Regions from separate parts of the Homo sapiens genome. Here all the other regions are linked to region 2. A link is a contact called in ENCODE Hi-C or POLR2A ChIA-PET data. All regions are on one chromosome and are shown on one strand. Each heading gives the region's core, a stretch centred on a gene start or an enhancer-like site at or near the end of the contact. The rest is flanking DNA. Distances are from core to core; before and after follow the strand shown.

Evidence for each region. A loop is a pair of places that touch in the nucleus more often than their neighbours do. ChIA-PET counts read pairs that join two places held with the same protein, here RNA polymerase II (POLR2A). Pooled maps may share reads with other maps.
Region 1: a map of naive thymus-derived CD4-positive, alpha-beta T cell shows a loop between it and region 2 (5-fold over the local background). The contact joins the promoter of SUN2 here to the promoter of DMC1 in region 2. A Hi-C loop is called at or near these places in 1 of 168 maps with a recorded cell type or tissue (naive thymus-derived CD4-positive, alpha-beta T cell), 2 of 37 single-sample maps with no recorded cell type and 13 of 50 pooled maps.
Region 3: a loop to region 2 is called in a map of B cell, with 15 times the contacts of the local background. The contact joins the promoter of TPTEP2-CSNK1E here to the promoter of DMC1 in region 2. A Hi-C loop is called at or near these places in 16 of 168 maps with a recorded cell type or tissue (B cell, CD8-positive, alpha-beta T cell, OCI-LY7 and 10 more), 26 of 37 single-sample maps with no recorded cell type and 30 of 50 pooled maps. POLR2A ChIA-PET finds 5 or more read pairs at or near these places in 14 of 52 experiments (GM12878, HEK293, HEK293T and 9 more).

What each region holds. Positions count from the first base shown.
Region 1 is chr22:38,754,354-38,757,261 of GRCh38, forward strand. SUN2 (Sad1 and UNC84 domain containing 2) reads right to left here and starts at 1,645. Exons shown (of 18, transcript NM_015374.3): 1 at 1,410-1,645. RefSeq lists enhancers at 459-528, 2,787-2,908 and silencers at 1,019-1,368, 1,479-2,028.
Region 2 is chr22:38,568,555-38,571,494 of GRCh38, forward strand. It overlaps DMC1 (DNA meiotic recombinase 1), which reads right to left and starts at 1,629. Exons shown (of 14, transcript NM_007068.4): 1 at 1,489-1,629. LOC105373031 (a long non-coding RNA gene) reads left to right here and starts at 1,946. Exons shown (of 2, transcript NR_134627.1): 1 at 1,946-2,040; 2 at 2,199-2,804. RefSeq lists a silencer at 1,625-1,914 and enhancers at 2,218-2,728, 2,315-2,364.
Region 3 is chr22:38,397,452-38,400,208 of GRCh38, forward strand. It overlaps TPTEP2-CSNK1E (TPTEP2-CSNK1E readthrough), which reads right to left and starts at 1,464. Exons shown (of 15, transcript NM_001289912.2): 1 at 987-1,464. It also overlaps the pseudogene TPTEP2. RefSeq lists an enhancer at 193-976 and a silencer at 1,242-1,521.

The DNA of each region.
Region 1 (2,908 bases), core at 395-2,894, 190 kb after region 2:
GTGAGTATAGAAGTCCACTTCCCAACCCAGGCTGCAGAAACCCGAAGGTCTGGTTAGTCCAGCTAGAAAGTCCTCCTCTGAAAAACAAGCAGCCTCATGTCCTGGCCTTGTTGGCATCTTCCCAGGTCAGACGCCCATCTGGCATCCCCTCTACTTTTAGCTGGTGTTGGAAAAGGGACCGATTGGTAGTAGGAAAAGCAGGAAGTTGGCCTGGGTCCTTGTCTCTATTCCTGTCCTTATAAGGTAATCTCCCCTCCCCCCTCCCTGCCCCGCCCGTACGGTCCCTACCTGAAGGCTCCAGCTGCCCACACAGGGACTCCTCTTAGCCTCTGTCCTGCTGAAGGAGGTGACACCTTTGCCCAGGGCAGAAACAAGGCAACATGTTTATACCATACCCAAGCTGCCGCTGGGAAGAACTAAATATTCTGATGGAGGTTGAGCGGGGAGTGCTGAAAACTGTCAGCACCCGCCTCCGCCCTCCCAGAACTCCCAGAGATGCCTCTCAGTCTTTCCTGCGGCATCCTGGCATCACAAAACAGTTTACCATTGAGTCTGGGTTTCACAAGATGAAAAAGGTCGAGGCCCCATTCTCCAAAACAAGAAGTGAGCCTCTGGGAGCTGAAATCTACTACTGCGAATCATAATAGACACCACCCCCGCCCCACCTCCTCCCTAACAATCAGTTAGGAAACGCTCATCGGAAAGCATCCTTCCCCACTTCTCAGCTGGGCGACTTCCTTTCTCAATTCCGCCCTTCCCCATCACAAACATCTCCATCCATCTTCAGACTTAAACCAGATCTGGGGCATCTTCCTCGTGACATTTCCACTCCCTGGGCACAGCCAGGCCACACGCCCTTGTGGGACCTGCCAAACGCCCGGTGCTAACTCCCTCTGCCCTCATTCCCACAGGCCAAACCTGCAGAAATTGTCACCAAAGGCGCGCCTCCTGGCTCTCTAAGTCACACCGCGCCCCCCATTGCTTTGTTTTGTTTTGTTTTAGAACTGAACAAAACGGGCCTTCCTCTGAGGCCCTGAGTTCTGACAGGCAGAGGCTGGGAACTGCCTGTCCCTGGAAACGGCCTGTCTGGCACAAAACCCGTAGGCGCTGCCCGGGGCCGGGTTGGGGCAGTCGGCCTTTGCCCTCCTCCTCCCGGGAGGCTGCCCGGGAAGTCCCGCCCGCAGACACCGCCCTCCCGGCTGACCAGTGGCGCGGCAGGCGGGGCGGGGGCCAGGAGGTGAGTCAGGGCGCGGGCCGCGGACCCGGGTGGAGGCTGGATCCGGCCCAGCACGTCCCGGAGAGGAGGAAGCAGGCCTGGCGGCGCGGCCCCGCCCGAGTGGCCCGACGGTGACCCGGGGTCAGGCCGGGCCGCGGCCCCCCAACCCTCTCCTGAGCTCGCCCGCACTCACCTGCTGCCGCGGCGGCTTCTAGCCCGGCCGGGGGCGTCCGAGGCCAGGCCGCCGCCGGGGCGCGCCCCCTTTCCGCGTGGGGATCCCGCGGGCGGCGCTCCGCTCAGGGCGACACAGCGGCCGGGCCCGGGGCGCGCGGGCACGCGAAGAGCGGCGACGCGGGACAAGGCGGGCGGGCGGACAATGCGGCCGGCGGAGGCCCGCGCTGCGCGAGTGGGGCCGGGCGGCGCGCGTGTGGCCGACTCTGTATGTGTGCGCCTGTCAGTCAACGCTGACAGGCCGCAGCCCATTGGTCAGGCCCCGCCGGCCGTCACCGCCCACCGCCGCCACCCATTGGCCGGTTTGAACACAAAGCCCCGGCTCGCCCCGCCCTCGCGTGGGCCCCGCTGCCCTGCGCGCTCAGCCTAGGAGTCCGCGCGTGGGAGGCGCTGGGCGGGCGGGGACCCCGGGCTGCGGGAGGACGCGACGGGAGCCTGTGCTGGGGCTCGGGCTCAGCAGGGCACTGGACTCCCGATCTGGCGGCTCAGAACACCTGAGACAGCTCTGAGCGCTCCCACGCGCGCCTGCAGCCTGGTTCACCAGGCCGGCGTCCGAGGGGAGGGTGGGAGCCCTGGGAGCGGCAGCGCGCGGGTGGCCCTTGGTGCACTCTCGGTGAGGCTGTCGAGGGCTTGCTCAACACCCGGCACCAGTGCCGTTGTCCTCTTAGCCGGCCATTTCTACACCCATTTTTCAGACAAGGAAACAGGTTGCTAATTTGGGGATTCCAGACATGCTGGGAGGCCCTGCCTCTTCCCAAGCTTTACCCAGAGCACCCAAGTTTCACGACAGCTCTTCTATTTTTTGTTTGTTTTAAACAGATTTTCTATTTTATTTAAATAGAGACGAGATCTCACTATGTTTGCCTAGGCTGGTCACGAACTCCTGAGCTCCAGTGATTCTCCCGCCTCGGCTTCCCAAAGTACTAGGATTACAGGTATGAGCCACCGCGCCCGGCCAGCTCTTCTGTTTTAAGGACGGTGCTTGCTGCACTTGAGCTGTGGGAAGGCAGGGCTGGCCACTCATTCTTCTACCTTACTCAGACTTGGAACGAGTGCTCAGCGTTTGAGTAAAATGCTGCCTGACTCCGGGGGTCCTGTTCCTTGGCTCCCCATCCGCCAACTGTACAGATAGAGCAGGTGCACAGCTTGGGATGAATCTCTTTCTGTGCCAGCCCTTCTAAGGGCAGATGAACAGTCGTTATTTTACTTTTAAAGTACCAAGAGGAAACGAGACAAGAATGACAAAATCACCGAGGCAGGAACAGGAAGGCTGTGGGGTCGGAGGATTGAGGAAAGGCAAAACCCTCATGCTAAAGCGGCTTCAGCCCAACTCCAGACAAGAACAGTCCCCTTTCCTGGGCCTCCATTGCCTGCTCTGGAAAGAGAAGAGTCTCCTGCTCTTCCACCCTCCTGGAGACCACGGTGCTGGCCATTATCACTCCTAGGTTTAGACTGCAAGCT
Region 2 (2,940 bases), core at 379-2,878:
CAACAGTGATCACTTATCATCTGGTTTCCATTGCACAGCTAATCATGACTTTATTACTGCCTTGAATGTTATTTAGAATTGCATATTGCTTTTAACCTTTCTTGTTTATGTTTAACAACAATACTCTAGGAACCTTGACATTATATCATTCTTCCTTGTGTCCTCCCTGACACCTCCAACTTTGTCCTCAATAAATGGATTCTATTTTTCTCATCTATGATGAATGCCTTCCTGCCTGCTGATTATGAATGGGTACTCCTGTAACATCCACCTTTTTGTTTCATAGAACATTAGCTATACTTTCTTTCACAGTATTTACTAGTTTCATGATTTTTTTAAGATTTAAAAATATGGTGGTCCGGGTGTGGAGGCTCATGCCTGTAATCCCAGCACTTTGGGAGGCCGAGACAGGCAGATCACGAGGTCAGGAGTTCGAGACCAGCCTGGCCAATCCCCGTCTCTACTAAAAATACAAAAAAATTAGCCGGGCGTGGTGGTGGGCGCCCGTAATCCCACCTACTTGGGAGGCTGAGGCAGGAGAATCGCTTGAACCTGGGAGGCGGAGGTTGCACTGAGCCGAGATCATGCCACTGCACTCCAGCCTGGGCGACAGTGCGAGACTCAGTCTCAAAAAAAAAAAAAAAAATTGGTGGATCATAATATTATATTAAGGCTGATAAGCAGTTAAAGTTTTTAACATTGTAGACTCAAAAAGAAATCTCAGGAATCCACAAGGCGTGATTGTGTTTATTTATTACAATAAAATGCGGTCCAAATCATCATTTTTCTTGGTCGATTCCATTTCCTCATTTGATACCAAAGTCAGGGGTTGGACCCTAGAACAAAGGGAACGAACCATTAATACTAAGGCAGGAGCAGGGTCCTACCACCCAGCACCTCAAACGGCAAAGGATGGAAGGCAACCGAGACCGTTCGGATGGGATCTTCGGGGACACTGTCCTTCAGATGGCTAGCTATGAGTACCCCAATTCCACATTTACTGTCCCCATCGAAGAGAAAAACAGCATTCATTTCTTCTCCCCGTGATGAAATGAAAAGATTGTCCCCCATCTCTCAAGGAGCCGTTGATAGACTGAACCGTTGGATTGAAAGTAGGGCTCCCCAATCCCCCGGTTTAAGACGACCCAGCTGTCCCCTCTGGTGGGGGCAGCAGCGCGGTCGGGTCGCCCTCGACGCCTCCCTCAGCAGGAGGCCTGGGCAGACCCCCTGCGGCCGCCGGACATTTTCCTGACACCGGATTCCCTGGTCAGGAGGATGAGGCGGGCTCTCCTAGACTCAGGTCCGATTCGATTGAAAATGAGGTTGGAAATCCCTCAAGATCACTAAAATTCCTCCCCAAAGGTCGGAGCGGAACGCTCAAAGTCACTAGCCCAGGGACCCCAAAAAAGGAGCGAGAAAGGGAAGCGCGCCTTCTCAAAACGAGCGTCCCCTCAGAGTCTTCGCACGCTGTTCGTTTTTGCCACTTACCCCCCTCGTACCCACAGTCTCCCCGAGATTTTCAAGGTGAAGCCCCTCTGCCCCGCCCGACCTCCTCAGCTGACAGGATTCTAACTCGGGCCTAGAACACGGAGCCTGGAGACCCGCGCGCCGTTGACCACAGGGTTTGGCGCCAAACGAGGAGGGCGGGGCGAGGACCAAGGGGCCGGGGCGGGGCGCAGGGTGAGGGTGGAAGGGCGGGGAGGGAGCAGGCCTACAGAGGGCGACGAGGGGCGGGGAGCAATGGGGGCGGGGCGAAGACCGAAGGGCGGGGAACGAGCGGGCTCACAGGTGGGGGGACCAGAGGGCGTGGCCTGGAGGGGGCTCAGGGCGAGGGGGCGGGGCGAGGGCTGAGGCGCGGAAAACGAAGAGGAGCCCCAGCGGGTGGCGAGCTGGGATGACGGAGGGAGGGAGGGAGGGGCGCTGTGGAAGGAGCGCGCTGAGGAGCGGGGCCTTGAAGGGAGACCGTTGAGCTGGGGCGTCCCTCGAGCTGAGCACCTCGCTAAAGTCCGGGAGAAGACCCTGAGGCGGGGTTCTGAGGAGGTAGCCTTGAGTCGGGGGAGGGGCGATGAGCAGAGGTGGCTGACTTTGGCGATAGGTCTTGGTCGCGAGGGTTGCAGATGGAGCCTTGGCTTAGAAGGTCGAATCCGGGCCCGTTTCCCCCCGCCCCCGCTGCCCATGGCTTCTCTTTTCACCTCCAGGTTTTCATGCTGGCTTCAGAGTTTGGCCGTGCTCCCTCAGCGTTCCTAATTTCCCACTTTCTGACTCTCACCATTTGCCACTCTTGTCTGTGATTGAGACACCCGAGGCCCATTCAGGATGGAGAGTAATTTTTTCTCTGTCTTAACTTGAAGTTTTAAATAGACCACAGACGCCAAGTATATTTTGGTTCAGCTTTTAAATAGAAGTCGCAGGCCAGCCTTCGTGCCAGCAGCGCCATCGCTGGCAGCATCCTCCTCCTCCCCTCACGCGGAGACTGACTTGGGGAGAGTCAGGAAACATTTGAGAGAGCAGCTGCCGAGGTGGAGGCTGTGATGTATCTTGGATGAATCTCTGTGCAAACAGTTCTTTGGGTTCAAGACCTAGTACAGGGCGATCCTTTTTGTTTTTTCTGTCTGAATCATTTTGGTGGAATAAATAGCAAAACATTCCCACAATAGCAGTTGGCATTTTGTGTAGGACGCACCCCCCCAACAGGTGGATTGTTTTAAGAGCCAACAAATAACTGCCATTGTGCTTCCAAATCTGTTATTTTCCCCCAAACACAGTCGTCCTTGTTATATGGAGATGAATGCCCATTTGGGGGAGGAACTGGATAGTGGTGAAAGGCTTTCGCTCTGAGGCCTCACCTAAATAATTATGGGAACTTTTGAGCAACTCGTTAGGTGAAGACATCAACAGTCTACAGAAGAGCTGCAAAGAGCACAGCAAGATGATTTAGGG
Region 3 (2,757 bases), core at 214-2,713, 170 kb before region 2:
CAAGAGGGCTGTGCCTGAAACTGAGCGGTTTCACCACTTGGCACCTCCTGGCAGAAACTTCCCTTTAAAAAAAGAAAAGAAAAAAAAAAAAAGCAGCAGCACTTTTGGGCTAGCATTTCAATCCTTCCTGCCCTTTAGAGTTCCCAGTTCTGCTTCCAGCTGCCTTTGGGTGTTCCACTACAATTGAGTTGTAAAGATATTCTTTAAGTGTTTATAGAACATTAAGACTTAAGAAAAATCTTTAAAATTAGAGGAGGGAAAAAAAAGCCACCTTATCGCACACATCCAGGAAACGCAGCCCCGTGCATCCCTGCTCAGGGATAAGCAGGCGCCCCAGGACTCCCGGGGACAGATTTTTGGGCACCCGAGGGAGTCACCCGGCGCACCTCGGGGTCCGCGGAGAGGCCCAGCCCCTCCCGCGGTCCCTTAGACGCGCCCTCCGCCTGGCCCGTGTGGACCGTCCCGGCCATTGTTTACGGGGGAAGCCTGTCCCGACGCATTGTTTTGGCCATTTCCAACTTCCCCCGGCCCTTCCCGGGGTATCGCGGGGGACCCTACGCCAACGTCCCCCCTCCGCCCGCGCCCCAAGGGCCGACTGGGCAAATTGGGAGACCCGCCCCGCGGGGCGACCCAACTTTTCGGAACAGCCCCCCACCGCCCACCCCCGCAGACCCCCGGACCCCCGCTCCCGGCGGAGATTCAGGGAACCCCGCACCCCAAGCCCTTCTGAATCGTGCGGCGTGAGTGTGACGGCCAAGAGCGGATGCAGCCCGGGATCGCCCGCACCTTCCCGCCAGCGGAAGCGCAGGAGCCGGCTGGGGAGGGGGCGCCCTAGAAAGAGCAGCTAGAAAGCTGAGACGGGGAACTGAGGTCATCCTGGGGGGGGACAAGACAACGAGAGCCGGGCGCCTCGGGGGCGGCGCGGGAGCCTCCGCAGGACCAGGCGGGCGCCCCGGCTGGCGCGGGCGGGGGGCGCCCCCCTTTACCTGTGGCTCCGGCCCCTCGGCCATTTCCTCGCGCGGCGGCTGCCGGGACTGAGCTGACTCCACTCGGGCCGGCCGGGTTTGAAAGAGGAGGAGCGGGCGCGGAGGGGAGGGGGCGGGGAGGGCGGAGGGAGGGAGGCCTCGCGCAGTTTTCTCGGCCTTTTGTGCGGACACCTCCCGGATTCCGCGCCCGCACCCGGCCCCCCAAAAGACACGGGGAGCCGCAAGCGAGGGGTGCAGCCATCTGCCGAGGCGCCTAGTGCCTTCGCGCCTCCAAGACCCCCAACAAAAAAGGAGCGTCCCGCACCCCCACCCCCGCCCGGAGGATTTAGGGGCCGGGCTCACCTCGGGCGCGGGGCTAAGTGCAGGCGCGGGGGGGGTCCCTAGAGCCGCCAGGGCGCGGCGCGTCCGGCGCTGGGGGACTGTTGGGTCAGAAAGTGTTCAGGGAGCAGCTGCTGCGCCCTCCCTCGGCCCGCCGCTCGGAGACGCCCCGCCCCGCCCCACCCCGCCCCCGCGCCCACGTGACTAGCATAGGCCCGCCCCCGCTCCGCCCCCCGCCACAGACTCCGCCTCCGGGACGCGAGCGAGCGGCGAGCGCGCGCACTCCCAGTTATCGCTCGGCGACTCCCGCGCACGCACGCGCCGTGCCACCCTCCCCGCGCCCCCCGCCCCATACCCCTACTCCCGCCATCCGATTTAACGTGGCGGGCGAGCGCCGCGGCGGTAGCCGTGACAGGTACCCGGCGGGGGGGGCGGGGGGGGCCGCGAGGGTGTGCGCAGGCGCAGACCCGGGTCCCGTCCCCGCCGCCCCCTCCTCTGCAAGGTGTGCCCGGGCGAGGGGAGGGGCCCGCGGCCCGAACTCCTGGGTCACCCCGAATTACAAACAAAACCTTAACGCCGTTGCTCGCGGGTTAGAAGGCAGCTGTGCGCGAAAAACACCTCAGATTTTCTTCAAGCGTGAGGAAGGTCGAGAAGATAAAGTTTTTAAATGAGTATCTTCAGAAAGCTATTTAATTGTTCTGATTTTTTTTTTTCTGAAAGGACTGGGCTTGCGCTATTCTAACTTGAGATTTCTAAACTTAGACTAGGTTCCAAGAATCTACTTGGTTTTGATAGAAATCCATTTGGAGGAAACCGGGGACAAAAAAAAACAAAAAACCGCTACCCTTTCCCCTCCTCCCTACGCACAACTCATTTAAATCGTTTCCCAACTGTTTTTTTTTTCTTACTGAAAAAAAGGACAAAAAAAATCCTGATTCCTAAGGCCTGTGATATTTCCCCATTTTAAGTAAGCCTCGAGGAACCACAGACATAACAAACATATCCACAATTTTTCTACCCCAAAATGCAAACTAATGCAAATGTGAAATGGATCTATGCAAGTCGCTACCAACAAAATAGCCAAATATTTGTTTTTTTACTGGCCTTCGGCATATCCAAAATGAAAAAACTTTAAAACACATCAAGAAAAGCATTTAAAATATCTATTTCCTAAATCAAAAGAAAGAACGCACTACAGAAACGATCCGGAGCTGGTGAGCAATGCAATCTTAATAAATAGGAAAAGGAATTTGAGAAGACAGCTCAGCAAAGGGGAAGAATTTGCCAAGTGTCATGTTTTGCTGTCATTTTATATATAACTACTAACCCCCCATATGGTCTGGTTAGTCTTTTTTAAAAAGGAAGCCAATCAATTACTCACAATTAATTAGCAGTGCCGGTAGATTCTTAGGCCAGCACTAAAAAACTAAATTGGGTGAATTTTTTTTCACTC